2 separate regions of the Mus musculus genome follow, and region 1 is linked to region 2. A link is a contact called in ENCODE POLR2A ChIA-PET data. All regions are on one chromosome and are shown on one strand. The core of a region is the stretch at or near the end of the contact, and the rest is flanking DNA. Distances in the headings are between cores, read along the strand shown.

What was found. ChIA-PET counts read pairs that join two places held with the same protein, here RNA polymerase II (POLR2A).
Region 1: POLR2A ChIA-PET joins it to region 2 with 14 read pairs in embryonic stem cell. The contact joins the promoter of Zbtb14 here to the promoter of 2410021H03Rik in region 2. POLR2A ChIA-PET finds 5 or more read pairs at or near these places in 3 of 5 experiments (Patski and embryonic stem cell).

Annotation. Positions count from the first base shown.
Region 1 is chr17:69,380,874-69,385,830 of GRCm38, reverse strand. Zbtb14 (zinc finger and BTB domain containing 14) reads right to left here and starts at 2,027. Exons shown (of 3, transcript NM_009547.3): 1 at 1,606-2,027; 2 at 327-410. The coding sequence starts at 329. Gm49894 reads left to right here and starts at 1,650. Exons shown (of 3, transcript XM_030250167.1): 1 at 1,650-1,731; 2 at 1,820-2,655; 3 at 3,533-4,957. The coding sequence starts at 1,650. The coding sequence ends at 3,580.
Region 2 is chr17:69,275,899-69,280,997 of GRCm38, reverse strand. 2410021H03Rik (RIKEN cDNA 2410021H03 gene) reads left to right here and starts at 3,792. Exons shown (of 3, transcript NR_045428.1): 1 at 3,792-3,938; 2 at 4,803-4,872; 3 at 5,092-5,099. The region is part of intron 16 of Epb41l3 (erythrocyte membrane protein band 4.1 like 3); the gene reads right to left.

The sequences.
Region 1 (4,957 bases), core at 778-3,277, 110 kb before region 2:
AACAAAGTAATTTCAGAACCACCACAGAAGGCCTTCCACTGCGAGTTCAAGAGCTTATCGAAAAATACTGTGTTTTATGTAAAAACAACATGGTCTTACTTTTATTCAACCCAGTTTAAGTCTGAAGAAAACAGGTTTTTCCTCATGGAAGTAGAATTACAAACGTATGTGTAGAATGTGTGTATGTGTACACACTGGGGATCAGGGACTTGCTTAAACCGAGGACGTAGATTTAGCCCTTACTGATACCCCTAGACCCGAGATACTTATGTTAAAATCAAATGCCAGATGATAGTCTGAGGCTTACTACTCTAAGGTACACTCACCATGAACAATTCAGGCTATGTTCTTAATGCCTTAAACACCAAAATCTTCAGATCAGACTCAGGCTGATCAGGGGCAAGCCAGATCTACAGGAAGAAAGGCACAGATTAAGTAAGATTTTTTTTTTCTACATTAAATCCTAAACCAAGTATTTACAAGAGTCACAAAACACTCTGTCCCACCTCTTGCCTATGAACCGTTTTTTGGGGAGACACTGTGAGGCTAACAGTAGTCAGGTCTGGTTCTATGTAAGGACTAGACCCGGAGTAGTCCGTGGTATATATTCTTGAAAACATCAGCACATATATGTTCTTTATCCACACCACTTCCTGTTGGGTGCACATTTTCCTTTAAGAACTATAGACATCTAGATGCATGTTTGAATATCGGACGGCTGCAGGAACACACATACCCAACAGCTAAAGAGTGGAGAAATAAGCATGCCACTTTGTCTACTACACAATTACAAACTTGTCTCCAAGACTGCCATGGAGAAATCTTACATTTTTCTCCCTCCATCCCCGGATGCAGGTTCAAAGAATTTTCTTTCGTTCTTAACTCTCACCCAAAGAACTCCACATCCTGCAGCCCAACAGGCTTTGAAGAACAAAAATTTCCTCTACTGACCACCAATCCCACAAGTGCAGTAGAAGCAGGTGGCCGTGTTACAATACAGTCCTACACAATGACTTTGTCCGAGATTCCACCAAAGGGTCGACATCCTGAGAACCCATAACAAGTTCATACTATAGGAATCACAGGGCTCTGAGTTAGCAGGCTTTCCCATGTGCACGGAGTGAGGGCTGGTAAGATAGTTTCTAAGGATGCTCCCTCCAGTCTTCACCTCAGCCTTCCTGGGTTCTAGATGCACCCTGGGCCGGCAGTCAGCCTAAGGGAAGGCATTCCCTGCAGAAATTCCCTCCGTGGCACTTCTGAGGTCATGGACTTGGGAGAAGAGTGGCCCTATGGTAGCTATGGCAACATATCAGCGTGCGTACGCCTTCTCGATTCTGGTGAGTGTGTAATTCTTTTTCAAAGGAGGTCACAGGGCAATCGGCTCGGTTTTTTTTTCCCCCTATAGAGATGTTCCCATTGCTAAGTTCAAATGAGTCAAACCTGAAGATAACCATTGCCAGTATGTGTGTAAGTAGGTGTAGGACAAGACATAGCCCAACACCTATAATACTATAAAGCAGCTCCTTGCTAGCAGCTCCCCAAATCGCGGGAGCGTTAAGGCGTCCTCACCGAGCACAGAGCCAGGCTTTCCCAAAGCAAACTTACATAAGCAGCCGCAGCCGCCTCCTTATTCCGGAGCAGCTGCGACAATGGCGGCCACACCACTTCCCTGTTGCGACCGCACAACTTGGGAGTGGGGAATCCGGGGCCCCGCGAAAGACATGGGGCGCAGTCCGCGCGTGGGGAGCCCACATTCGCATTTCGCAGCCAATGAGCCGCCGGATGCAGCGAGCCCTCAGCATTCTCTCCTAAACAAAAGCTCCCCTGAGCTGTGCCCGCCAGCGACGGGCCACCTTCCCTTCCACCATCCTCCACTTCTCCAGGTCGCGGCGCGGGCGCGAGGCTCTCTTCCTTGGCCCGCAGCAGCCCCGGCGGCGCGACGAGCTCGGGAGCGGGCATGCGGCCGGTTCCGCAGCCCCGCGCCGCGCCGCGCCCTGCTCCGCCCGCGAGCCCCGAGCTCGCGCCCCGCGCACTCCGCGGCCTGCGCGTCTGGTCCTCCCGCGCCCTCCCGCGGCCAAGGGCGGGGGCGGCGCGCGGCCGGCTCCCCGGAGCTCGGCGGACGCAGGCGGGGGAGCGTGCGCGGGGGGTCCCGTCGGCTCCGGGGGAAACCACAGCTGCGAGGGGCGGCGCCCCGCGGGCCGCGCTCGGGCCCGGCTCGGCCGTCCCCACCCCCACCGCGGTGCACTGCGGCGCGGAGAGCCAGGCGGCCATGAACTCGGCCGCGGAGAGAGAGCGCGCGCGCGGGGCCGCCGCCTGGCCTCTTCCCCACCCGCTCGCTGGCCTGCGCAGCCACCGGGGACGCCCGGCCCCCCACGCCCAACCGCGGCCCACGCCCCGATCCCGCTCGCACCGCGCTGCGCCGCCACATCCTGCAGCTGGCTGCTGCCCCGGAGCTCGGCGGGAACGCGCCTCCTCGCAGCCGCCCCGGCCGCGCCCGCCGCCGGCTGCCCCCGCGTCCCCGCGCCCGTCCCCGGCCCTTCCAGCACCCGGCCCGCGCTTACCTGCAGCTTGGCACCGCTACAGACGCTCGCTGTCGCTGTGGGCTCCCTCGCTCGGCAGCGCGCAAGCCAGGGACGGGATGGACGCGGGGGCACGGTGGGTGGCAGTGTTTTGGATTTTTTTTTAATTTTTTTTTTTCTGAGTTTGGGGAGGGGGTGGGGTAGGGGGGGAATCGTGCACGTCCCTGGTGGTGGCAGCCCTCCTCCTGCACGAGCACACACTAGCCAACCCGCCGCGAACACCCCCACCACCCCCCTCCCCGTGCATGCGCGGTGCGGGCTCCGGGGTAGTGGGGGGGAGAGAAGGCGCGCCGCCGCTTGCGCAGGCACGGAACTGGCTGGGGCCTCCCTCGTGAGCGAGCGAGGAAAGGGTTAATCTGGGACCTGACGGGTGGTTGCTTTCCCTGGGTCTACGGGGCCGCCCGCGGAGAGCCCTGGCCTGCGCACGCGCGCGCACGCGCGCGGCAAGGGGCGCGCGGAGCCCGCGCGCGGGAGAAGGGGGTGGGCGGGGTCGGGGCGGGGCTTCTGCCGGCCAGGGGAGCGAATGCACGAGCTCCTTTCTCGAGCACCCGCCCCCTCCTGGAGCTCCCGACTCCAGGGCTCCCGCCGGCGCCCGGCCTCGGCACTGCGTCGGGAACGCGGGGAGCCTGCGCTCCCGTGCGTGTGCGTGTGCATGTGCGTGGGCCATGTCTGCCCCTGGGCGCGCACGGTTCGGGCGCTGAGCTCGGCCTGGCTTTTGGGCAGGTGTCCCGGTGCACCGTCTGTCTCCCCTGTACCGTCTCGACCGAATATCCAGGCTCATGGCTTGGTTCGTGCCACTGAGGCATTGTTTATGGGGAGCAGGCATTTGCAGAGCAAATGAAGTGCCATTTTTGATTTGGAGTATAAGGGGAAATTCCGGTCACCCTGGACAAACTGCTCAATCCCAAAGCTCTAGATCTACCAGACTAATTGGTGCCTTTACGTTTACCCAGGTACATCCCTCTCTAGCCATCATGTTTCCAGAACTAGGTTGCACTTGATGCTCCCATGGAGAGATCTGATAGCCTGGTAATGTCAGGACATCCATGTAAGTTATAGCTCCGCTGCTGCTGAAACCTTGTGTTCTCTGTGAGGCACTTCCTGATCCTCTTTACCTGCCCTCAGGCCCACGACCTGGAAAGTCCCTTTAGCCCCAAAATTTCTGTTCAACCTGCAATACTGGCAGCTGGATTGAGCTATTGTGCTCCTAAATGTCACTTCACTTCTGCTGCTTTGTCACACTTTCAACAGTCTTATGTTAAATCACGTGAATAACATCTGCAATTAGGGCAGGACCATGGACTTCTGGGAAGATGTAAAAGAATGCCTGTACCGGATGCCTAAGTAAACATGAAGGAAAACTATGGTCGCCTCAATTTTCTAAAGGACACCATATTCAGCCTCAGCTAAAATATTAACCAGTACTGGTTTAATGTCCCCCACGGTGTTTAAATACACGCCTTCAAATTTTTATTTTCTGTGTATGAATGCTTTGCCTGCATGAATGTGTGTGCACCACGTGTGTGCCTGGTGGCAGCGGAGGCCAGTCAGAAGGGGGTTCAGATCCCCTGAGACTGGAGCAGGATGATTGTTAATCACCATATGAGTTCTTGGAACTAGACCTGGGTCCCCTGAAAGAGCAGTAAGGGCTGTGAACTACCGAGCCAAAGTTTTAGCTCCTACTCGTGTCTTTTGGTGCACACAATAGCCTTTGTGTTAGTAGGGTTTGGTGAAAGACTTGAGATAGAATAAACCTGGTCTAGTGTTACTTTTTTAAAACGATTTTATTATGCGTGTGTGTGTGTGTGCGCGCGCACACAGGTGAGTATATGGGGGTAGCGCATATGATGCGTATGCTCCTAGAAGCCAGAGGCCCTGGATCCCCTGACCATCATGAGCCACCTGAGATGGGTGTTGGCCCTCTGGTCCCCTGGAAGAGGAGCAAGTGCTTAACTGTGGGTCATCTCTCCAGCCTTTTAAGCCCCACTCTCTTTTCTGGAATGGAGACAAAGAAATCAAGGCAGTCATAAAGACTGACCAACACCCAGTTAAGCTTTTAGTGCAAATATTAATCCCCTGATATGCTACTGTTGGTGTTGGATTCTAGCATCATGGCAGGAAGTGGTCCTCATACCTGACACTCCGCCTGTTTGCGTTATTCGGGTTCCTTCGTACAGCTCTGTGTTTACACTTTAGTCCTGTCTGTGTTTTGCTTACGGGGCACTAGTAATACCCATCTGTCGTGAGGTTATGTCCTGAGGTGATAGAGCAATGGCTTAAGTTCACGGTGTGGGAACACGGCCAGCTTCCAGTAATCTTCAGTGTCACCACCTGCTGCTGCTCTTGGAGCACACCTGGAAGGGCTTCACTCCTCCTGG
Region 2 (5,099 bases), core at 2,543-5,042:
AAGTAGACATGTTCCAAAAGGATAAGTTAGGAAGCCATGCATGCTGTATCTCACACACATTCATATCATTCATGTCCTCCTTGAAGAATTACAAGTTTGAAAAAATGACCGAGAACCATTTCAAGTTTCAATAATCCTATCCAGAGGGCAATGCTATTTTCTGAAATGGATGCTCACACAACTCCAACATTTTTATATTTCTGCAGACACAGAACACACAAAAGTGATGGGAAGGGTTTCTTGGCATTTCTAAGGGTCTCTCTCATGGCCCTCACAGCACTGAAAGGAAATGTGAAGAGAATATTTCTAAGAGTATGTTAGGGAAAAATGCTTTCTTCTGCTTCTCATCAGTAGCAACCATATCCTTTCTTCCTCACCCACATGTTGCTTGGTAGTGAAGAAAATGCCCACACGGTTAGCCACTTGTCCTGGGTAGCTTTAACTGTCAACTTGATAAAACTGGAGTCATGTGAGAAGGAAAAACTGGCAGCTGGTAAATTTCTCCTGAGATCAGACTGGCTTGCAGGCATGTCTGTGGGGGACTGTCTTGATTGTTAATTGTGTGGATGGTGTCATGCCCTGGGCAGATGGTTCTGGGATGCATAAGAAAGATGGCTAAGCATGAGACTGTGGGTGAACCATCACGAAGCTTCCTCTATGGTCTCTGCTCTGAGTTCCTGCTTTATGCCCACCCTGACTCCCTTCAGTGATGGACTGGGAACTGGATAAGCCACGCAAGCCCGTTGTCCCTTAAGCTGCTTCTGGACAGAGGTTTTTGGTTTTTTTGTTTGCTTTTTGTTCTCTTCCTCACTTCTGCTTGAAAAAAGATGTTGTGAGTGAAAAGTGTCTTTTAACCTGTATTTATAATAACTGCAGTAATAGTCATTCCATGACTATTACTTGAACCATTCACTTGAATAAACTTGGTTATTTCTGGAAAGATGTCTTTGCTGGCTTCCAAGCAAGTAAGAGTCAGACTTTATTTGAACATCTATAATATGGTGAATAAATGATTTTAAAGTTAATTTCAGATGATCTGGAAATTTTAAATCACACCCTAGTTTTCTTTAATCTATACAATCAAGAAACTACCTCATCCTTTGAAGTAGGAACCAGCCCTTGAGTTTTACAATGTGGCCCCTTTGTTAGTTACTTCCGTTTGCCTTAAACAGACCTAATTCATATGGTAATCTCATAACTACCAGGCCAGTCTCTGCACAGTTTACAACTCCATACAGTAGGGATAGAAAGAATATTTTAAAAATTAACCTAAAACTAATCAGGCAAAGTTCCAAATTTCTAGAAGAATGGAATTCTTCCAACAAACGGTATCATCATAAGCAATTTACTTTTATGAAACTATAGTTTAGCCCACATTCAGAACCATGTGTCACTAACAGAAACAGCTAGTATAGTGGGATACATTTTGAATTCAATTCCATACACGGTTTACCTCCCGACCTAAGCCAGTACTAATAAAGCGACTATTAGTTTGTCTACTAGTCATTTAGTAAGGACTAGGTTGAATTGCTTGCCTATAGGAGGTTGTAAGGGAATATCTAGAACATTCTGCAGGACATACTGTTCTCAGACAATCCTCTCTCAAGAGAGGTGAATAACCAATTTTCTCAGGAGAAAACTATTCCCTATCCTGTTGCAATTCTGGAGGAAGACATTGCAAAAGATAACATGGACTCTTACTCCAGTTATTATAGACAGATTCAAAGACACTTTTCACTCACGGCGTCTCTTTTCATGCAGAAGTGAGGGAGATAAGTTCAAATTATAGGTGCTCTTCCAGAAAAAATGTTAGACCTCTAATTATAATCACTGAGATACATGTTATCCCAAGATAAAAGCTTGGGATTCAAAGTCTGGCACCTAAACAGCACTTTTCAGGAAACCTCCTCGCTTAAAAAAATAAACCAACAAAACCCCAATTTTAAAAATATGTGCCTGTTATATTGGAAACCTCAACAAGTCACATTTAGAACCGTGTGTCAATAACAGAAACAGCTAACATTGGAACCCAACCATTGTCCCTACTAATGAAGTGACACCATTGTCCCTACTAACGAAGTGACATGCTTGTGATGAAGGTGAAGCCTGGACACAGGTGTCTCCATTACAGCGCAGAATACAGTCACGTGCACATGACAGCCATTTTATTGAGTTATGGACAAATTACTCTGCAATGTACTTGGATGCCAAGTCCAAAATTCGTAACACTCATCTCTGGATTTGTAAGGTTTCCTACTAGTAAATGTGAGAGAGTAGATGCATTTGAAAACATATAAGCTGCAAATAATGGGAATCAACCCATCAGTGTCAATCTCAAAGCTGAGATATTAGGCTCACTACACGTACTGGGCTCACCATATCATACAGGAAGTGCAGGCCAAAGACAACAATACTGGTACTGCACAGGTATTAACACTGCTCTTTTAATTGGGATTTGGAAAATCTGGGTATCCAAGAAAGCGCTAAAGAGTACAACTCTAAGATGTGCTTAGCCTATGTGGCATGAACGGGGCCACTTTGGGGACTGTTTGTGCCCTGTGCTGCCGATCACATGCCTCTTTGATGTTAACTGATCTGTATGCTAATGTTAATGGGGACTTGGTTGTAGCCACTGCTTTGGGGGCACGCCTGCTATTTCTCTGCTGTTCCTTCACTCAGATGTTTGAAACTTGGAATCATTGGCAATCAAAGTCCAACTTAACATAGAGCGAACTCATGATATTCTCAGAATAATCATTACCAGTCACTGCATAGTCACTATTAGTCAATAATCCTCATTATTAGCTCACTAGACAGTTAACTTCAGGATTTTCCAAATTGTTCATGAATGGTAGCATCTTACAGAAATAACAATTAGCATTCAATCACTATAGATTAAAAAGAAGATAACATTAAAGATTTGATGTTATTAAATTTTTTCTCAACACATTTTTTTTCACTGAAATTCATCAAAAACCAACACAAAGCCGAAACCAATTACATCGGGTCGTAAATTTGAATCTAAGTCTCTGCTTAGTTCTGATACAAAATAGCGCTATTTTATTTGTGATGCAAATTTAAAAATAAATTAAATATTTCTAAGTAGACACAACTGGGCTTCTTTCTGCACTGGATAATTAAAGTGGCCATATCAAATAACAGAAAGATACCAAGTAGTGGATATTGTTTGAAAAGTGGCCCCCATCCAAAATAAAACTGATTGCCTATAAGTCTGTAAACCAATCTGCTCTGTACATGCCTAGCGTGAGGCTAAAACAATTGTCTGCTTTTCAGAGAGCCAGAAAGAAAGCCAAGGTGTAAACATAGCAATTGGAGTTGATTCAGACAATAGGAATGTTCCAACTGCTCCTAGGGCTATTTAGAGGGCTCTCAGCTGGACTACAGACACTGACAATTGTCTGGGGAACCCTGGGAGCCTAGAGGTCGCTCTGCCTGACCTAGCTGTCTAGGGAAGCAAAGAGCTTGGGCCATCTGAAAGATGAGATCCGAATCACCCCAGTTACCCAGCATGCATCATTCTCAAGCTCGGTGTACCCAGACCAGGGCCTCCTGAGTTCATCTGTGTAACACAGCAATGGCATACGGTGTTGTGGATAGCCCTGGGGCTAATTATATTTGATGTTAATTCTGTTCTCCTGTGAGGGTTGTGAACAAGTAATGAGTCAGCACTCAGGTGATTTCCTGTAAACCAGCTCCCCACCTTAATTTGTAAAATAAAGGCGAGCTGATGATTGGGCAGATAAAGGGGAAGGTGGAGCAGAAGGTAGAGGGAGAGAAGGAGAAAATGGAAGAGGGAGAGGACTCAGAGGAGGAGGAAGAAGAAAAGCAGAGCAGAAGCACATGGTCTGGAGAAACTGCAAGTTCTAAGGGGTCTCATAGATGGAAGAGATGGTCGAGTAGTGGGAGATCTGCCCAATGTAGGCTCACAGCATGTATTCATATTAATTGAGTTGTGTTTTCATTGCGGGGCATATCTGGGTTGGAGAGATTTAACGCAACAATATGGAACTCCTGCACACTTTAGCAGAGAGTGAGAGTAGTCACAAGCGCCAGCTCTGACCGCCTTTTAGCTACAAAGGGATGTTTCTATTGGGTTATGTTGAAAAGGCCTTTCTGGGCTGTCTCCACTGTCTGCTTGCACACAGAAGGCATGGCTATCTAGGGAACATTCAGAGCGGTCTGAGCACCATCTCCTTCGATTACTAACTCAACACCCTTCCCGAAGATTCAGGAATAACAGGTTTTAATCAGTCTTATGGCTTTGACTTTTAAAGTCTGTGTTTATTAACATCTCCTATTGCCCAAATTATCATTCAGAAAGGCTACCAACTATCTACCACTTCCTCCAGTATCAGCATGGAAAAAGAAGCTTGGCTTTTGTTTTTCTTTGTTTTGGTTTGGTGCCTGTTTGTTTTGCTTTATGTATTTATAACTCGAGCCAGTGTCTAACATTTTTAGAGCCAGAAAATCGTATCCAAAAGAGATAACAGAAATAGAACATTCCAGATTTGAAAATTACCATTAAATTTATAATGGCATAACTGGAGAGTGACTTTTTTTTTTTAAAGTGTGTTTGCTCATGCTTGTTGTGCGTGTACGCACATGCACATGTGTATTTGTACGTGATAGAGGCACACAAGTGTCACGGCATGTATGGGTTTTAGTTCTTGTCTTCTATCACGTTTGAGGCAGGGTCTCTTGTTGTTTACTGCTGCGTATTCCAACCCAGGTGGCTCTGGAGTTTCTGTGTACTCAGTGGTTTCTGGCTCTTTTCGTGGCAGGGACACGGCCGCCACATCTGGCTTTAGAGAGCATTTTGGAGAATCAAATTCCCTTCCTCAGGATCGCACAGTAAGTACTTTATTAATGGAGCCCTTTCCTTGGTTGGTCAGTGCTGTTCCAGATAACACAAAGACGATAATGACTAAGTCAACAAATGTGAAACTCTGTCTCCTGGTACTTAAGCAATAGAACCAGTGTTCAATGGCACAGGGAGACTCTGGTGACACTACTTTTATTTATTCTACCTAAAAAGAAATCTTCTTCAAAGTAACTGGAATGGGTGTCCAGCTCTTCTC